Regions from separate parts of the Homo sapiens genome. Here region 1 is linked to region 2. Evidence: chromatin loops called from intact Hi-C (ENCODE). Cell type or tissue: CD4-positive, alpha-beta T cell. All regions are shown on one strand. Links, peaks and the distances in the headings refer to the core of each region. The heading gives the core; the rest is flanking DNA.

Region 1 (10,177 bases), core at 1,536-9,535, 290 kb after region 2:
TGTTTATTTTCTTAATTGCACATATCAAAATTTGTAGTTACCTATTTACTTGTTTATTTATTGTTTATGCAACATAATCCCAATTTTGTGAGAAAAAAAATACTGTGTGCACTGGACAGACAAAGATCAAAAGAAATACAGGATTATGGAGAATTTTATTTTCTTTCTTGAAATTTTCTGTGTTTTCCAAAATTTCTCCAATGAGCATCATTTCTTTTTATCAGAAAATATACATTACTTTAAAAATGATCTTTAAGTACAACAATGTGGGTGAATCTTAGCAATATAATATTAAGCTAAAAGACGTTCCAAAAGAACACACACAAAACGCTATACTTTTATATGTCATACGTTGTTTTATATGTCAAAACCAACCAAAATGAAAATACTATTTTATTTATTTATTTATTTATTTCGAGATGGAGTTTCGCTCTTGTTGCCCAGGCTGGAGTGCAATAGTACCATTTTGGCTCACTGCAACCTCTGCCTCCTGGGTTCAAGCGATTCTCCTGCCTCAGCCTCCGGAGTAACTGGGATTACAGGCATGCACCACCACACCTGGCTAATTTTTGTATTTTTTTTTTTTTGTAGAGACGGGGTTTCACCATGTTGGCCAGGCTGGTTGTGAACTCCTGACCTCAGGTGATCCGCCCACCTTGGCCTCCCAAAGTGCTGGGATTACAGGCGTGAGCCACCGCGCCTGGCTGAAAATATTATTATTTTTTGAATAAATATAAATGCAATAAAACTTACATCACAAAAAGCAAGGGAGTACTGAACATAGGATTTAGAATGACTGTTATTTCACATGGGTAGAGCCAAGTGAATGGAATCGAGGAACCATATAATTAGGCAGAGGTTATTGTTAAGAATCTAGTTTTTGTTTTATGAGTTCTTGTAATATTAAAATAGAAGATAGATAAATAGATACAGTCCATATTTTATAAACATATTGTCTCCTTATTCGAGTCGACTGTCTTGTGGGTTATAGCAGTTTTTGCAAGTAGATTCTGTCACTAAAATGTGCTGGTGTCACCAGGGCCAGCACCACCCAATGATATCTCTGTGTCCTCCTTCCCCTGGGAAGAGGAATGTGAGATGGGGTACGGCCCAGGCATGTGGCATCCCAGCCTGCAACTGTGCTGCTGATTGGGTGTCCATCTGATCGGCTAAAGCCCTGCCTTGGTTGTTCAGTGTTTTCAGCATTTTTCCCAGCATGGGCAAAGCCACCAAGCTCATTCATTACCAGGCCAATCAGCCGTATCCACATGTAGCAGCACACCCACCATCAACTTGTACTAAGGGCAATGATTGCAAAGAGGGGGAGAAAAGGAGATGATTGTAGGTGCATGGACATAGCACCTTTTCTGATGGTCAGTTCGATTTCAGTGTGAAGAATTTATTTATTTATTTATTTATTTATTTATTTATTTTTGAGACGGAGTCTCACTCTGTCGCCCAGGCTGGAGTGCAGTGGCGTGATCTCGGCTCACTGCAAGCTCCACCTCCCGGGTTCACGCCATTCTCCTGCCTCAGCCTCCAGAGTAGCTGGGACTACAGGCGCCCGCCACCATGCCCAGCTAATTTTTTGTGTTTTTAGTAGAGATGGGGTTTCACCACATTAGCCAGGATGGTCTCGATTTCCTGACCTCGAGATCTGCCTGCCTTGGCCTCCCAAAGTGCTGGGATTTTAAGTCAGAAACTGCCTCGACGTTTTGTGGTGCTCCTGACGTCTGCACAGCCCTACTTGCACAGTCTTTCCTGATGTCATCACGTCTTGCCTCTGCTACTCATTTGAGACACATACCTTAGATGAAAAGGATTTCTGAAGAGAAGAAGTAGAAAGATGCCCTTTAATAAATCCTTCCAATTATAGAACCAGGTGTCTGGAATAGTCCTCAGAGAACTCCCCACTCCTCTCTTCACTACAGAGGCATAAGACGCAGGCCCTGAGGGATTGAATGTCTCGGCACCACCCAGCCGATCCTCCCACACCGGGAGGTCACCTGGCCTCTGACCCCCTGGCTCCCTTCCCAGCCCCCTTTCACTACACCATACTTGTGGCATGTTCTACCTGTAGAGAAATGTGGTTTATAACCTCCCCAGTTATCATTTATTTCATGGCTTTTACACTGCCTAATTTAAAAAAGAATTTAAAATATTTTACCAAGTTATGATACCCTAAAATATAGAATAAAATCTCAAAAGGGCAGAAACCACTTGGAGGTAAGAGCCTGGGCTGACTTGGTTTCTGTGGTGGAGCCTTGTGGGTGTCCCAGTCTCCAGGGAAGTGAAAGTTTGGGAGTATCTTCATCCATGTGTCAAAAAATAGTGAAAGCCTGCAGAAGCACAAATTCAGCAAAAGCTCACTTCACCTAACAGAAACACTACTGAAAAATCACTTAATGTCAAAACAAATCCTGTGTTGTATTGGATATATATCTAAGGTCTGCAGACTTGGAGAAGATAAGTCATGTTTGATTTTCTGAAACCTTTGCAGCTTGAGGGGCCAGGGTGCCGGGAGCACCTGACAGGGAAGTCCTTGTCATACATGCTAAGAATAAAGCCCCCTTCCTTTTAGAGGCTAGCCCTAGTGGAACCGGTTCCACTCCCTCCTTTCCTGTTTTATTGATTGATTGATTGTTTGATTGATTGATTTAGAGACACACCTCATTCTGTCACCCAGGATGGTGTGCAGTGGTGCGATCTCAGCTCACTGCAATTTCTGCCTCCTGGGTTCAAGTGATTCTCGTACCTCAGCCTCTTGAGTAGCTGGGATTAGGTGTGTGCCACCGCCCAGGTAATTTTTGTATTTCTAGTAGAGACGAGGTTTCACCATGTTGACCAGGCTGGTCTTGACTCTTGGCTTCAACTGATCCGCCTACCTCGGCCTCCCAAAGTGCTGGGATTACAGGCGTGAGCCACCGCGCCCGACCCCCTCCCCTGCCCTGTTGACACTTAACTGCAAACCTGGGAGAGAAAGGCAGAAAGGAAGGAAGTGTATGTCTGGAGTTAACTAGATAAAACTACAAGAGGTACTGGTAAGTGGTGGAAACAGGTGTTTGGTTATAAAGAGTGGTATCTGCTGTTGTGCTGGGTTTCACGTGATTTATGTTTTCTCTGGTGAGCCCCGCTAGTATGAAGACAGTAGGGCTTTGCTAGAACTGGTGTGTTCTCGGGGTAGTAATGGTCTCTTACTGGAGTCCCAGGAATCTCTGGGTCTCTTCCTTTTTTAATAACAAGAGCTATTCCAATAACCTTTTTGACCCTGTGATGTTCATAGATAGTATTAGCTTTTTGGTTTAATTCTTCAAGATAAAGTTTACACCCTAACAGGATCCTTTGGGGGTGTTATTCCAAAGGGGAGTGTGATGTGTGAATTTCAGGCTGTTTCAGGATAACGAAGAAAGCAGTTTGTGGAGAAGGGACTTTGAAGCCACAGCACACACTTCCCAGCTTCTTCCACTTTTGCAGAAAGCATTCTTGGGGGTGGGATGTGGATGGTGTGTGTTCTTACATAAGGTGGTCTTGTTACTGAGAGTGCAGGAAGTTCCTTTGTTTCTTGGTTTGTGGTCTTTAGTAACGATAACTTTAGGTGAATGGAACCTTTCTGTACATTTTCAGAAATCTCCAACGTTTGGATCATGCCAGGATGTTAACTTTTTACAGGCCGAAGCTGAACGGCCTGTTATGAGGGAGCCCCAAAATATGTAACATCATTACCTCTGTTAACACCAGTTTGTCAGCCTCTAGACCCACTGTTCACAGTGGCATCAATCCTGGAGAAGATCCACACCTTAGAATGGTTTTGTTTGGTTGCCCTGTTGGGACCTTCACTGAGTCTTACCCAGGGGTTCTTATAGTGTGTCTGAGGTGTGTTCCCCAACTGGCCCTGGGTGCAGAAATTATATTTGCAGCCAGATAACTTATAATTTGCTACATATGGCCAGTCTTTTTTAGCAGTTTTCTTTCTTTTGCATTTTGCCACACCCACTCCCAATTTACTGTTAGCAGCCCTCCTGGTACCTTCTCACCACAAGGGACTTATATTAGATATCTGTAGGCTCCGAGACAGAGAGAGAGAGATTGAGAGTGAGAGAGCCCAATCACATTGCTTGCCTCCTGTTTTATTTTAATATCATTATTTTTTACATTACTGTTCCTTGACCCTTGTACATTAAACATTAAATAGAAGTCAAGGTTATAGTCATGGGGCCAGAGAGAGGAATCTACCTTCCTTGATGACTCTAGGCTGGAACAGGATTGAAGGGAGCACAGGAGTGGCTAGGGCTACAGTCTGTGCTTCTACAGAGAAGCATGTGGAACAGAAGGTTGAGGTGAGAGGCCGAGTGGCACAGATGAAAGAGCATGTTATTTTGGAGTTGGACAGACCTTAACTGGAATGCTAACTTGGCCACTGGTCAGCTATGTGGTCTTGGGCAAATTACCTGGCACTTCCAAACTTCAGTGACCTTTGCCTTATCTGTAAACTGGACTTGCAAGATTGTTATGGTAATCAAGTGGAATAATAGGTAGTAAGTACTTATTGTCCCATATAAGGCATTTCATAAATATTATTTTCTCTTTCTTTTCATTACGAGGGAATGAGAAAAAAAGCCAAAGACATGAAAATCCCCATGTTCTATTAATAACAGCTTCCATTTTTCTTTCTCATATTTTTATAATGCTTTAAACTATGTGGGTAATTGTTTCAGCATTTAATCTTTCCACTGAATTACTTAATTACATTTATGACAACCACATTTTAATTTTGAGTACATCGATGGAACTATTAATTTATTCTAATGAATTTACAACATGGCTGGAATTTTTTTCACCATTAATTTTGTGGTGATAGAAAACTATGCTGCCTGCCATAGATTTATCTTGCTTTAATCATATTTTAATCAAATCAAATTCCTTAAAAGTCTAGATAAGGGTCCCCCTAGAGGAAAGGAGTAAGAAGATTTTCTCTGAAAAGCATATTTAAGCCTGATGGTTTATCAGCTTGGTTGACTCCCACTTCTGCTCTCAAGTGTTAGCAGAGGAAACTTGGTGGACATTTTTTTGGAGGGGTTGGGAACTCGGGAGGAACATTTTTCTGGAGGGGTTGGAGGCTTGGGAGGAATGCATAGTGGTGGAGGAGAATAAATGAGATTAGAAATTTCTTTTTCCAAAGAAAGCGGCCATTCTGCACATCTGGAGAGGGTGCCGTCATTTGTTTGGTTCCCAGATGCTTTGCAGTCCACACTTCTGGGAAGACCCCTGCCTGCCAAGTCATCATTGCCTTCAAAGGGATTTCTTTCTCAGCAAGGTGATAACGTTCACTGCCATAGCCTCCCCTGATTAATGCTTTAAGATTGATTGCTGGTCCAGCCTGGCAGACGGGCGCTGAATTTCCCATTTAGTACTCTCAGGTTTTAAACATTCAAAATGGCAGTAAATAAAACACATGCCTTTCAACATCCCTTTTTCCCCTCAGCTCACAGCTTGGGAGTTTAGGTTAACTTTTTGTTATAACAGGCGTTTGAGATGAACAAGGAAAGCTCCCTAACAGTTCTTTCTGTGATTTGTTTCTTATTAAATTAAAAAATTTGTCATTTATTTATTGGAGAGGAGGGAAGAGGTTTGGCCATGGACACTAGTTGCAAAAACGAATTGTAAGCACAGGTAGTGGCAGATTAAAAACACTTTAGCAATTAGTATTTTCCACTTGATGGTTTAAAACTGAAAAAAAAATTATCTCCAACTGCTGCTAATATTACAGCTTAAGAACAGGCTGATAGATCTTGCATACGAAACATCTCACTCTGGGAAAATCTTCACCCTTCTCATTCTTAGTTATAATAAGACAAGGCAATAGCCTTTTTAGTTTGTGTGTACTGATATGAATTTCTCCATGAAGAATTTATGGAAGCTACTAAATAAACACATGGAGAGCTATAAGAACCCTAACCCTATGAAACACACAATTTAGATCCACCTATCATGTAAATTAAACATTCGTCAGAAGAAACAGTTAGAGGTGTGTTAGAGCTTTAAATAGGACTGTTTATATTAGGATGAGATAAAGACTGACATTCCAAAGTTATTAACCAACATGTGTCTCCCCTTCTATGGAATTTGCCTAATAAGAATTTTTTTAAAAAATTCAATATTATTTTGAATTAACAAATCTTAATTGTATATATTTATGGGGTACATTGTGATGTTTTGATATATGCATACAATGTGGAATGGTTAAATCAAGCTAATTAGCATATCTATCACCTCAGGTACTTACCATATTTTGTGCAGAGATATTTAAAATTTACTGTCTTAGTTCTTTTGGGATATGTAATACATTATCATTGAATATAGTCATCCTGCTGTGCAATAGACCTCAAAAACTTATTCCTCCTGTCTAACTCAAACTTTGTCCTCCTTGACTAACAACTCCTTGTTTCCCATTCACCCCCCCAGCCCTCAACCTCTGATTATCATCATCTGATAAGAATGTTTTGACACTTAGAATTTGAAGAGGTAATTTGAATGACATGAAGACTTTTCATAATTGTTAATGTTTTATCATAAATGCATCATTTCATTACATATATGATTTCAAAGGCTTTGTCATATTCTTTAATCTAGTTATATGTCTTATGCACAGATGTTTATTTTATGGGAGTGTAACTTAATGAAAGCTAAGGGCAAATATAATTTCATTTATAGAAATTTACTTTCCCTAACAACATTGAGTTATACTTCCATAAATTTTATTCCCTCTCAACTAGGGAGGGAGGATGTGGAAAACAAAACAAAACAATTCTGGCCTTCTAAGTTCTTGAAGATCAAAGCTGCCATCTTGAGGAGTGTCTCCTCTCAACTCAAACAAGTGGGGACCCTTCCAGCTGAGGCCCAGGACACCTTTGTTTGTCCTAGAATACTCTTCTTTGATTCTGCCCTGAGGCTACATCTGGGGCACTCTAACTGCCCCCTTCAGTCTGTCCCCAAGCTACAGGGCAAAATCCCATGGGATCCATGGTGAAACCCTAGGCTGGGAGATAAGACTGCAACATGCAAAACAGTCTTCTCAGATCACATTATGCCTGAACACCTGAGCACTTGGGGAAAGAACAAAGTAAAAAGCTAGCATGAAGGCAGTTTACATCAAGGTAAAGCTTCCAGAATATATTTCAAGTCAGCCTGAGCAATCAAAGTGATTGGAACCACTAAAATAATTTATGTCTTCATAGGAGTTTTCTTGAAAAGCAGAAGTTCCAAAAGCAATGCTGAAGGCAGTCTAGTGTGCCGGATGATTCTCTGGACACATTGTAAAACACCACAAGCAGTTAGTGCAAGGGTGTGAAACACAGCACCTTTTTTGAGTTATATCTGGCTGTTTAAAAGCATGATTTTGGGAGGAAAGAGAGAAGAGGGGATCAAAATGTTTTCCCTCCTTTTTTCAGTGGGAGAGCAGAGAAGAAATGTTGGTCAAGATGCCCATGGATGGAAGAAAAGGTGGTGGGTGGGGGGCAGTGGTTAAGGACATAGAGGGGCAACTGCCTTGAGAAAAGGGAAACTTAGATGGAAAAATTAAAACTTGAACTTCTGGGGGAACTTACTTTGTTTTTTAATCTTTGTATGACTTTCTCCCATAAGCCTACCCATTTCCCGAAGTGATTTGAGATGGATTGTTTTCATCCAGGCCAGTCTTGGAATAGGGATGCCCAGCAGGGCCCAGGGTCTGGCACCCTCTCCTTGGCCTTAAGGCCAGATACCTGGGGTAAGTGTTGAGTCCAGGCCAGAGGTAGGGGTGAGGTAGGGGGAGAAGGGATGGTAACACCTGCTGGTGCTAAAGGCTCTCATCTACTGGCCCCATAGAGTTTGTGTGTCTGTTTGCACACATGATGTGTGCACATACATGTGTATGTGTAGGGTGGCTGGTGGGAACCAACTCCTTCATTCCTCCACATGTTCTCCCGGGGCTCTAGGCTGCCATTTTGGAGAAAGACTCACCTGTATTTGTTCTTCCTCCACTGAGGAACACCTCTGCCTTCGGTTTATTGCTGTTTTCTCTGGTTACAATTTTGGTTCCATTGAATAACATTGGCCTTAATGTTCATTTACATGAGATTTTGCCTGTATTTGCCTGCACATGTGTGTGAGTGTGGGGGGCACACATATATGTATTTGCCTTTGTATCAGGGGAGGTGCACCTAGTGATTCCCTCTGCATTCTACACCTGTGAGAGAAGATCCCAGCTGTTTCCCAGCTTAAATTTAGCAGGGAGGTAAATGGACCCTCTGTGGGTTTAGATAAGGTGTATGGTCAAGCAGATGTTGTTTTTCCTTTTATAACTTGCCACCGACCTTCTCATTAGGGGCTGGAATAAAGTCATGAGATTATAGTCTTATGTTGCTAAGAAGGGGAAACATAACAAATCTACTAGCATTAATTTATATACCACGTTGACTCAATAAAAATCTTTGTAGATCTTGAACCTTAATCAAAGGAATAACTCTTATGGTGGAAAAGTTAGGCTAGGTGGAGAGCATTCAGTGTCCTTCAGTCATACATAGTAGTTATCACTTGCTGATCCCAGGAAACCGGTAATGCTTTAGAGAGAATGGTTGTCATGGTGAGTTTGAATTACCTGTAGCTATTCAGATGAGTATTTGGATAGATAGTTAGGAGAGTACAGTTGTGGAGCTTGAGAAGGCAGATGAGGGCCAGAGGTGTGAATTTGGGGGCCATTGGTCTGTGGGTGATGATGAAGCAATGAACATTTGCAAGATTACAGAGGGAGAAATGAGAGGAGAAGCTGCCTACAGTGAGCTGGGATAGAAGCGTGGGCTGCACGGATGCAGGGACCCATGCTCTTTGTGACTTGTGAGACTGATAACAAATATACACGCGCCATGTTTAGTGGAGGGTTACGTGGTCTTTGTAAGTGTTACTGAAAATACATCTATCAGACTGGCCATTTCGTGCAAAGATGAAAGTTCATAGAATTCAACTTACCAAAGATTTACTAACTGTCAAATACCATGTTCCATGCCAACAGAGAAAAATCACACATTCATTAGATCAATTCTTATTCCCAAGAAGTGAGGGAGACAGACGTGCAAGCACCTTACTAGAATATAAGGCCAAATGAAATAGGGTAATAACAGCTGGAGACAGTGGGAACTTAACAGAAAGAAAAATTCATCTCAAAGCGGGGCTTCAGGGAAGTTTTATTGAAAAAGTGGAGGGCTGACTAAGACTCCAACAGACAAGGAAGTGAGGGGAGAGAATCTGAGAGTGAGGACCCCTCTCAGTCTCAGGCTTTCTGGTCTAACACTGAGTATTAGGGAGATCTCTGGTCATTCTCCAAGCGCAGCCTCTAACTTCTACATGCCAGGCCCTATATGAGAAAATAAGAGCCTCCAAAATACAAACCCCTCTCCCCAACTGGCAGTGAATGGTGACTTACAACAAGTACTTTCCAATGATACTCTCAAACAATGAAAATGATACTTCATGGTTCCTTAAGCATGGCAGAGAGAACCACCAGATCACATAATGCAACTCATCTAATATTCCTATTGAAATACAGTGGGAATCACTTTAATAGCACTGAGAAAATACCAGTGAGATAAAGTCTATTTTAAAAAGTTTTGTTGGCTGGGCATGGTGGCTCACACCTGTAATCCAAGCACTTTGGGAGGCCGAGGCGGGCAGATCACGAGGTCAGGAGTTTGAGACCATCCTGGCCAACATGGTGAAACCTCGTCTCTACTAAAAATACAAAAATTAGCTAGGTGTGGTGGCACGCGCCTGTAGTCCCAGCTACTTGGGAGGCTGAGGCAGGAGAATCGCTTGAACCTGAAAGGCGGAGATTGCAGTGAGCCGAGATGGCGCCACTGCACTCCAGCCTGGCAACAGAGTGAGACTCTGTCTCAAAAAAAAAAAAAGTATTGTTTTAGTAGTTGAAAAAGAACAAAATAATAACTGACCAAAGCCGACCATTTTTGTGAAGTTTATTCTGGTGGAGACAGTGCTTGCAGGCCACATCCACTCTGTTCTTGAAGGGAGAAAGAACACCAGTGAAAAGTGAAGCATTGCTTTCCTCGAGCTTACATTTTTCCCGGCATGCACAATGTCGCCAGTGCATATGTTGAGGTCTTTGCGTTTGAAGCGTGGATGCTGTTTA
Region 2 (10,177 bases), core at 628-8,627:
GCATGAAAAAAAGAATCTCCAATTTACAAAAGAAAATCGCAAAATCCTATACATTGCCAAGGCTGTCGAAATGAACTCCTAGTCTTTTTGATTCCCTCTTTTTTTACAGCTCTGAATACCATAGGACTGCCAGCATTTCGGGCCCCAGTAGCAAATCTAGCCCTAATATAGATGCTGTATGGGAATAAGACACTCCAATAGTCAGATGGATGCCTAAGCTATCATAGCCTAATGACATTGCAACTTCATTCTTTGAACTTCTTGTGCTGATCTGTTGTTCAGCAGTCCACCTTCTGATTCCCATGTAGGTCTGCGGAGAGGATGCAGTATTTCTTTGGGTATTTCTAGTCTCTGTAACAGTGCTTTGTCAGGTAAACCCATAAAATAGCTTGTGATTAAGAGCTGTCACACCACATGTCTAGAATTTGAGAAGGAAATCGGCCAATCCGGGTGCAGTAGCTCACGCCTGTAATCCCAGCACTTTCGGAGGCTGAGGCGGGTGGATCACTTGAGGTCAGGAGTTCGAGACCAGCCTGACTAACCTGGTGAAACCCCGTCTCTACTAAAAATAAAAAAAATTAGCTGGGTGTGGTGGTGGGCACCTGTAATCCTAGCTTGGGAGACTGAAGTAGGAGAATTGCTTGAACCTGGGAGGCAGAGGTTACGGTGAGCCGAGATCGCACCACTGCACACCACCTGGGTGACAGTGTGAGACTCCATCTCAAAAAAAAAAAAAAAGGCAATCATGTCAACATTATTATTATTTTTTTGGTCCCTTATGGCCATACATTTCTCAGTGTAAATTAAATTGCTAATTTAAGAGGGACAAGGAATAGTCTTGCACATCTTCTCATCCATACTTTTAGTTTTAAACTTAGTTCTAGTTGATTCAGGCCTTGTGAAGCCTTGTTTTATCTTATTCTCAGCATCTAGGTTCTAACCCCTACTGTTCTCCCATTATTGACTGTCCCTTGCCAGGCCTCTCTTAACAGCTGAACCCTGGGCTTCTGTTTCTCCATCTTTTTTTTTTTTCTTTTGAGACGGAGTCTGGCTCTTATTGCCCAGGCTGGAGTGCAATCGCGTGATCTCGGCTCACTGCAACCTCTGCCCCCTGGGTTCAAGCGATTCTCCTGCCTCAGCCTCCTGAGTACCTGGGATTACAGGCATGTGCCACCACACCTGGCTAATTTTGTACTTTCAGTAGAGATAGGATTTCTCCATGTTGGTCAGGCTGATCTCGAACTCCGGATCTCAGGTGATCTGTCCACCTTGGCCTCCCAAAGTGGGAGGCCACCGTACCCGGCCTGTTTCTCCATCTTTAACTGTGTTGTTTTAGGTCCTCTTGGGTAAAGCCCCGTCAACTCAATCCCCAGGTTTTTTGGGCCATAATGATGCCCCTGAGGTTTGTGCTCCCGGAATGCCCCAGAGCTGGAAACTAGGCAGCTTTTGCACATAAAATTACTTTATTATAAAGGTTTCCCACTAATACATACTAACAAGTATGAGATATTGATTTTAAAAACTTTGTTTTAACCAAAGAAAATAACAGAACAATGCCTTATAAGCCAATATTTAAATAAAACAGAGCATTATGAAATATTTTATTTTTATTTGTTGGTAATTATATCTGGATGGCTCATGAAATTACTGTAACATCCTTGATTTTATTGTTCCCTCAGGAATTTCCTCTCTATTTTAAATAAAATGTGTTTTATGCACTGAGTACATTTAGTATCTCCACTCTGTTAGACAATTACAACACTGTAGATACACAGAGCTATGCAATGTGCCTATTTTAACTATAGATTAGCTTCCTAGGAAGAACAGTGTTGGTATCCTTTGCCATTTAGAGTCAAAAGGAGTCTGATGGCAGTTCTTTACAGTGACTGTTGAGATGACTGAATCTTCCTGAGCCAAGTCTTCACATCTCTATTTTGTTGTTTTAATTTGAATAACTATGAAAAGATTGATTTTTTTTTTTTTTTTTTTTTAGGACAGGGTCTCACTCTGTCACCCAGGCTGGTGTGCAGTGGTGCGATCATGGCTCACCGCAGCCTCCATCTCCCTGGCTCAGGTGATCCTACCATCTTAGCCTCCCAAGTAGCTGGGACTACAGGCTCCCACCACCACCCCCGGCTAATTTTTGTATTTTTTGTTAATCCTCCCACCTTGGCCTCCCAAGGTGTTAGGATTACAGGTGTGAGCCACTGTGCCCAGCCAAAAAAGACTGAAATCTTTTATTTCTGATGGAGACCTCAAAGAGCTCACTGCATAGGACTGACCCCAGGTTGCCTTTATATTTCCTGCATTTTTCTCCTGTTGCTCTTCAGAGAAGCTGTATGATATAAATGAATGAATGAATGTGTGTGTGTGTACACACACATATATCTCCATTCAAAAGCTATAGCACATGCATGTTTGTGTGTATGTGTATATATGTGCATGTATATAAGTATATATGCATACACACATATACACACACACAAAGGTACAGAAAATATATATCTTGTGACTAAAATTCCCTGAACTACCAGTAACTCCAGAAATTCTATTCTGGAAAACAATGGCTAACATCTAATTCATTATCTTAGAATTATCACAAAAGGAATATGAAAATGTGGTTTCTAGTGCAATGCAGTTAAGATAGGTATTCTTGTAGGCCATGGTTCCAAGAAATTTGTTTGACAACTGTACTGAGTAGTATATTTCTCCACTTCCTTTATTTTTTTCCCTTACCTTTTTTGAAAAAAAAAAAATGAAGAAAAATGTGTTCCTCTTTCAAGTTCTTTTTCTCTCCTGGCTTATACAGTATGTTACCAGCAGAACTTTCTCTAAAATGAAAGGAAGTCATTGCTAAGAAGAGACAAAAAGTTAACAGGATTAAGGGAGTAAAAAGGCACATGGAATTTCTGGGTGTGTCCAGAATCTGAGAAGATTTGAAAAGAGGAGCAGAAAGAATTTTTGTATTTTAGAAGTTGAGGGGCCCTCCTGGCCTAGTTTGAAAAACACAATCAGATACAATTTGAAAAAAGTCCAACAAAATCTAGTGGGAAGATAAGCTAGAATCTTGTTACAAAAAGTGTCACGGGCCTTGGTTGTATATTTTAAATGAACTTCTTAATTTCATATCAAAATGCGTAGATACCTCCTGACCCCCATTCTTGCCCTCCTCCATTTCCCTGTTAAATCCTGACCTTTCTCTGTAGACCTTCCCATTTCCACCCTGGAGGTCTGGCTGTCAGGACTACTCTCAGGTTGCCTGGGTCTCCACGGTGGCACCCATTAGCCGTGTTGCTTCTGGGCAGGGCATCTGTTTCTGTGCAAAGAGAAAATGCTAGGGTGAGTCACCAGTCCTTCTCTCCTAACAAAAAAGCATTGTACTGTACAGTTTGATTTCGGCTCTTGTGTGCAACTTGTGATTGCAAACTAATGGGGACATGAGGCACAGCTCCAGTGACACACCTCTCAGGTTGCATTATAATGATCTGATTGGGATGTACCCCATTAGACCGTGAGATCCTTTAAGCCTAGGATGCTTTTATTTTTGTGTTCCCAGCCCTAAGCACACTGTGCCTAGCTCAGGGTAAGCACTAAACAAATGTTTCTTGATGAGAATGCTACAGGAGGAAGGGAAGGGTTGTACTCTACACAAAGAGCGGAAAAGCTACCCTTTAAGAAAGAGACTCATCTTCGCATGGCCTGCAGAGGGCGCTCTTGCATCATAGCTATACCATGCATCCTTTGCCCATCACTGGTTTCCTTGAGCAGTACCTTTTTGGTAAAACCACAGGTGTGAGACTTTGGAAATTTAGACTTAAACCTGCCCAAACACATTAGAATATCATCAGTTGCACAGAACAAATCCACATTACAATTATTCCAAAGGGACAAGAACATTCCAGAATTTGCTTAAAGAATACTAAGCCATGACATCTCAGAAAGTCAAACCTAAAGAAGAAAAATTGCCTGGTTAGTCTTCCGGGAAATGTTAATAATTCTTAAATTTGGAAGGCTCCTTATACTCACTTGATGAGCCAGTTCATCTAATCCAACTACCTCATTTCTCAGATGAGGAAACTGAAGTTTATAAAATTCCTCAAGGTGATGTATCTACAGAAAAATTATACTCTCAATTCAGGCTTTAGATGTGTGTTGAAAACATGGCAAGGTGTCCATTTGGAAAAAATGCACCTAGAGCTTTCTCTCTCTCTCCCTCTCCTTATTTAAATAGAAAGATTTAAAAATAAAAATATGGCCAGGCATGGCATCTCATGCCTGTAATCCCAGCACTTTGGGAGGCCAAAGTGTCAGGAATGCTTGAACCCAGGAGTTCGAGACCAGCCTGGGCAACATAGCGAGACCCAGTTTCTACAAAAAATTAAAAATTAGCCAGGTATAGTGGCATGTGCCTATAGTCCCAGCTACTCAGGAGCCTGAGGCAGGAAGATAGCTTGAGCCTAGGAGGTCAAAGCTTCAGTGAGCTGTGATCACACCACTGGACTCCAGCCTGGGCAACAGAATGAGATCCTGTCAAAAAAAAAAAAAAAAGTACTGTAGTAACTGCTGAATAAAATACATAAGACTGGAAAGACACTATTTTAATGGTGAATCTGGACAGCACTCCAAGGGTACATTTTAACAGGTTGGAAGTAGGCTTTTAACATATTATGGGGGGGATCAACTGAGTAATAAATAACACAGAATTAAAAAGTGTTGGTTAGCCAAACTGACCATCAAATTGAGAGCCAAAAAGCCATTAAGTTATGATTCTGGACAAGGCTCTGATTGCCACAGTTCAGAAAAGTTATTTGACATCTTTTTCACATTGTTAAGCTTAAAAAACAAACCCAAACTCAAATCCCCAAACCCTCAAAGCATCAAGTGCTTGAAGCATTTCTAATATACCTTCCGCATCAACCCTCACCTCCTTCTTGTTTCAGAGAAACCATGATCCTCCTCCAGGCTGGTTCTTAATCAGCACCCCCTCCCTTCCCTGGGTGCCTCCCATTTGTAGGCAGCCATTATTGGGCTGTATTCTGGTTGTGTTGAGGCTGGCAGGAAAGAGGAACAAGGATAGCATGTTCATGTGGTGTGAGTGGTCTCAGCTTCTAGGCATGCTGGGGGAAAGGGCAGTCCTGTGGCCCTGTGAGAGGCCCACTCAGACCCTGGCCAGCTCTAAGGGCTAAAGCAGCTCTGAGGTGTAGCACTTCACTTCCATCGGTTTTAGAGGCCCTACCTGGGGAGAAAAACGGCAGAAAAGCAGCCCTCAAAGAAATGCTACCATGGGATATGGCCTCAAGAGAGGAGCCTCAGCCTGAGATGAGTTGGGGGGTGGCCTTGAAGAAAAGAGGCCCTGGCTTCAGGGGCGTGGGGGAAGACAGATAAGGTGTTGGAAGGAAGCCACTCAGGATTCTTTGGAAAGCGAGGACAGTGAAGTTGGAGATTAAGGACCCGTAAACAGGGCAAATTACAGGAATTCTCCCCAGCCAACGGGAAGGGAAGGGCAGGGCCTGAGCACTTTCCTGGCCTCTCAAATTTGAAGATGCCTGGGGGTCACTGGGGAATCTTGTTGAAATGCAGAATCTGATCCAATAAGTCTAGAATCCTGCCTCAGATTCTGGATTTCTACCAAGCTCCCTGGTGAGGCTGCAGGTTCTTAGGCCCCACTTTCAGAAGCAAGGGTGTCTTCTAGACTTCAGAATAGAGAAAGTTGAACAACAGAGACCATGTACCAGAGAGTCATCTATGGGCAAATTCGTTCGGAGGAAGTCCTTCTAGCTCCAGTTCAAATTCAAGGTTGTCTTTGCAGATTCCCAGGTAGTAAAAGGATTTTAGGAGTTCAATTATTGGGCAAGGAGGGGAAAGGATCCCAGATTTAAGGACCCCTCATCAATATCCATTGGGGCTGGGAAGAAGAGTGGCTGGTTTTCCATTAGGTAGGGGGCCCAGATCACTAATAATCAGGGCGATCTGGTGAGGCAGAAGATGCCAGCAAGAAATGCCCTGGAGGGCCTGAAGCAGCTGCTGAATTCCCCATGAGCAGCTTTTCACATGCTACCTGAAGGCAGCCACTGGGAGGTTTTGAAAGAAGATACTAAGTGACTCCGCACTAGCACTTGCCACACTAGATAACCTGGTGAGAGAAGCTGCTAATTGTAATAGAGGCAGAATGTTATCTGTACTGTTTAAAACAAGTTTTCCAGGGGGAAATGAGGACAGGCCAATGCAGCCAGAAAGCACTGGGTGTTGGCTTTGCAGAAAGCTGTTAGGAACAGGGTTGCCAGGTGTCCTGTTTTGAACTGGACAGCATGGTATTTTAGCTTCTAGTGTACGAAAATGCAGTAAATGCCTGTTTTTTAAAAAAGTCATTGTTGCGGCGGGGCGCGGTGGCTTACCCCTGCAATCCCAGCACTTTGGGAGGCCAAGGTGGGCGGATCACCTAAGGTCAGGAGTTCAAGACCACCCTGACCAACATGGAGAAACCCTGTCTCTACTAAAAATACAAAAAAAAAAAAAAAAAAAAAAAAAAAAAAAAGCCAGGAATGGTGGTGCATGCCTGTAATCCCAGTTACTCAGGAGGCTGAGGCAGGAGAATCACTTGAACCCAGGATGCAGAGGTTGTGGTGAGCTGAGATTATGCCATTGCACTCCAGCCTGGGCAACAAGTGCGAAACTCCATCTAAAAAAAAAAAATCGTTATTATGGCCAGGCGCGGGGGCTCATGCCTGTAATCCTGGCACTTTGGGAGGCTGAGGTGGGTGGATCATGAGGTCAAGAAATCGAGACCATCCTGTCCAACATGGTGAAACCCTGTCTCCACTAAAAATACAAAAATTAGTTGGGCATGGTGCCACGGTGCCTGTAGTCCCAGCTACTCGGGAGGCTGAGTCAGGAGAATCGCTTGAACCTGGGAGGTGGAGGTTGCAGTGAGCCAAGATCGTGCTACTGCACTCCTGCCTGGTGACAAGAGCGAGACTCCGTCTCAAAAAAAAAAAAAAAAATCATTATTATTTCACATGTGCTTTATATCTTATGTTTTGATTTATTTTTAATCAGCAGGGGTTTGTAATTTCAGCTTTTAGTTACTCCTGCTATTAAGTATTGAATGGACAAACACTACTTAAAACAGTGTTACACTTCTTTTGAAATATGAGGAATCCTTTTATTTATCTGTGTGCAAATAACATGTTTCAACACTACTGTTAAGTATTCTGTTAAAGTACAAGTCTATCCCTTAGGAGGGGAGGGTACACTCTACAAGAAGTTTTTTTCCCCAGTCTCTATGGGGTGGTTATTTCTGTAATCCTATTTATGGATGAAGCAGGGGAAATACAGTCATCACTGGGGCAATGATAAGAGCTACTGTGCACTGAGGGTTTACCATGTGCCTGTCAGTATGGGCAGTCTATATCCTCTACCTCCTTCCTCACAGAGATCCCATGGTGGGGGGGCCCAGTTACCCTCATTTTACAGAACAGTAAACAGGCTCAGGGAGATTCAGTATTGAGGCCCCAAGCCTGGAAGTTATCCTCCATTTCTCTTTTCCTCTTTGGCCCCTCCTCCAATTTATTAACAAGTTCTGTCAGCTATAACTCCAAAATATATTTTTAAAATATGACCTTTTTTCCTACCCTAGCTCAAGTCCTCATTATCTTTCTTGCTTAGATGTCGCATTAGCCTCCAAACTGTCCCCCGGGGCCACTCTTACCCTTAGTACCATCTTCCTTCCACACAATGGGCAGGGTGGGTTTTTTTAGTTGTTGTTGTTTGTTTGTTTTTTGAGACAGGGTCTAAGTCTATTGCCCAGGCTGCAGTGCAGTGGTGTGGTCATAGCTCATTGCAGCTTCAATCTCCTGGGCTCAAGTGGTCCTCTCACTTTAGCCTTTCAAGCAGCTTAGGCTACAGGTGCATACCACCACACCTGGCTAATTTTTAATTTTTTGTAGAGATGCAGTCCCGCTATGTTTCCTAGGCTGGTTTTTTGTTTTGTTTTGTTTTGTTTTCTGAGATGGAGTCTTGCTCTTTTGCCCAGGCTGGAGTGCAGTGGTGTGATCTTGGCTCACTGCAACCTCTGCCTCCCGGGTTCAAGTGATTTTCCTGCTTCAGCCTCCTGAGTAGCTGGGACTACCAGCGCCCACCACTATGCCTGGCTAATTTTTGTATTTTTAGTAGAGTTGGGGTTTCACCATGTTGCCCAGGCTGGTCTCGAACTTCTGACCTCAGGTGATCTGCCCACCTTGGCCTCCCAAAGTGCTGGGATTACAGGTGTGAGCCACCGTGCATGGCTGCTAGGCTGGCCTTGAACTACTGGCCTATAGTGATCCTCCTGCCTCAGTCTCCCATAGCGTTGAAATTACAGGCATGAGCCACCACTCCTAGCCCAGAGTGATCTTTCTAAACTGTATATCAGATGATGTGCTCTCCAATGGCTTCTCTTCATATTTAAAATAAAACCCAAAGTCTTTTCCAGGACTTACAAGGCCGTACCTGATCTGGCTCCCCATTGCTGCATGCAAACTCTTCATTCATTCATTCAACTAATATTTACTGAGGGCCTGCCATGTGCCAGACACTCTTATAGCTGCTAGCATATTGCTTCTGTACAGAGCTCACATTCTAGTGGGAGGAGACAGTAATCAAAGAAATACAAAGTATGTCAGGTGGCGATAAGTGGCATGGAGAAAAATGAAGCAGGAAAGGAGACCAGGGAGTGCTGTGAGGCAGTGAGAGGCCACCATTTGTAATAGGATGGCCAGGAAGACTTTCCCGTGAAGGTGACATCTGAGCAGAACAACTGAAGGAGAGGAAGGAGTGAGCCAGGTAGACTTTGGAGGAAGAACATTCTAGGCAGAGGGAAAAAAAAATGCCAAGTTGCTAAGGAAGAGGCGAGTTTGGCATGTTTGAGGAATAGCAAGGAGGCCGATGTGGCTAGAGTAGAGCGCACAGGCAGAAGTCAGAGATGGCTTGGCCATGGGTTGGGGAGATGGCAGACCTGTAGGAATCTGTTGGCTCCCAACCAAGGGACTTGGACTTGGACTAAGTGGGTGGGAAGCTGGGGAAGGGATGTAAGCAGAGCAGTGATATGATTGTGTAGAAGGACCATGTGGCTGTAGGGAGACAGGCTCAGCATCAAAGACAGAAACAATAAATCATGGTGGCATGGGCTAGAATGGTGGCCATGGAGGAAGAGAGAAGTGCTCAAATGTTGCTGAATGAATAGTGAATAAATGAACTTGCTCAATGATGGAGTCAAAATGCACATGCAGCAATCTGACTTGAGCTGCCTTGCTCTTAGTAAGGGTGAACAAAAACTAGGAGAGAGGGGCTGCTGCAGCCCCCTTGGAACTTTCCGGCTCTGAGATTTTAGCAGCTTTCCTTCTGTGGGGTATGCAGGGAAGAAGGAAAATACGCCTATAATGGAAGCTTTATTGGAAAAGGCAGAAGGTAGAAAAACATCTGGAAGGACAAAAAGCCCACCAGGCAACCAACCAGTCAACCAGTAACAATGTACAGGCTTGAGATTGGGGTATTGATCAATTGCCACTTAGGCCACACATAATCACTACCACACACAATCACTATGTGTGATTTTTTTTTTCCCTCAAGAGAATGTATTAAAAGGAATGCTTCGGAATTAAAAATAAAAATTTTAAAAATTACCCCTTTTAAAAATAAACTGAATAATTTGTAAAACTATGGAGAGTATGGTGATGAACACAAAGGCTATGACTTTAAGTCACCTTTTCTGGGAAAGCAACTGGTTTAGAAGATTAAACTATGCAAACAAAAGGCAAAGATTCTGGGCCGGGTACGGTGGCTCACGCCTGTAATCCCAGTACATTGGGAGGCCAAGGTAGGCAGATCGAGACCATCCTGGCCAACATGGTGAAACCCCGTCTCTACTAAAAATACAAAAATTAGCTGGGCGTGGTGGCACGTGCCTGTTATCCCAGCTACTCAGGAGGCTGAGGCAGGAGAATCACTTGTACCTGGGAGTCAGAGGTTGCAGTGAGCTGAGATTGTGCCACTGCACTCCAGCCTGGCCACAGAGCCGGACTCCATCTCAGAAAAAATAATAATAATAAAAAATTTAAAAAAGATTCTGGGCCGGGCGCGGTGGCTCACGCCTGTAATTCCAGCACTTTGGGAGGCTGAGGCGGGCAGATCACGAGGTCAG

Evidence for each region. Hi-C counts contacts between places; a loop is a spot of excess contacts. Peaks named below come from ENCODE experiments on the same cell type or tissue, not always from the same donor. Only the 100,000 strongest peaks of a DNase experiment are listed, where the experiment ranks them.
Region 1: a loop joins it to region 2, with 2.5 times the contacts of the local background. A loop is called at or near these places in 2 of 110 quality-filtered maps.

The regions. Positions count from the first base shown.
Region 1 is chr13:50,263,724-50,273,900 of GRCh38, forward strand. All of the region lies in intron 2 of DLEU1 (deleted in lymphocytic leukemia 1), which reads left to right. Among named protein-coding and RNA genes, the nearest start is that of DLEU2, 140 kb to the left of the region's middle. In CD4-positive, alpha-beta T cell, for the core only: a CTCF peak has its summit at 4,783; no DNase peak of the experiment used is centred there.
Region 2 is chr13:49,973,139-49,983,315 of GRCh38, forward strand. DLEU2 (deleted in lymphocytic leukemia 2) reads right to left here. Exons shown (of 14, transcript NR_152566.1): 14 at 9,411-10,177. Among named protein-coding and RNA genes, the nearest start is that of MIR3613, 18 kb to the right of the region's middle. RefSeq lists a silencer at 3,555-3,849. In CD4-positive, alpha-beta T cell, for the core only: CTCF peaks have their summits at 3,702 (motif pointing right) and 3,904; a DNase peak (open chromatin) is centred at 3,713.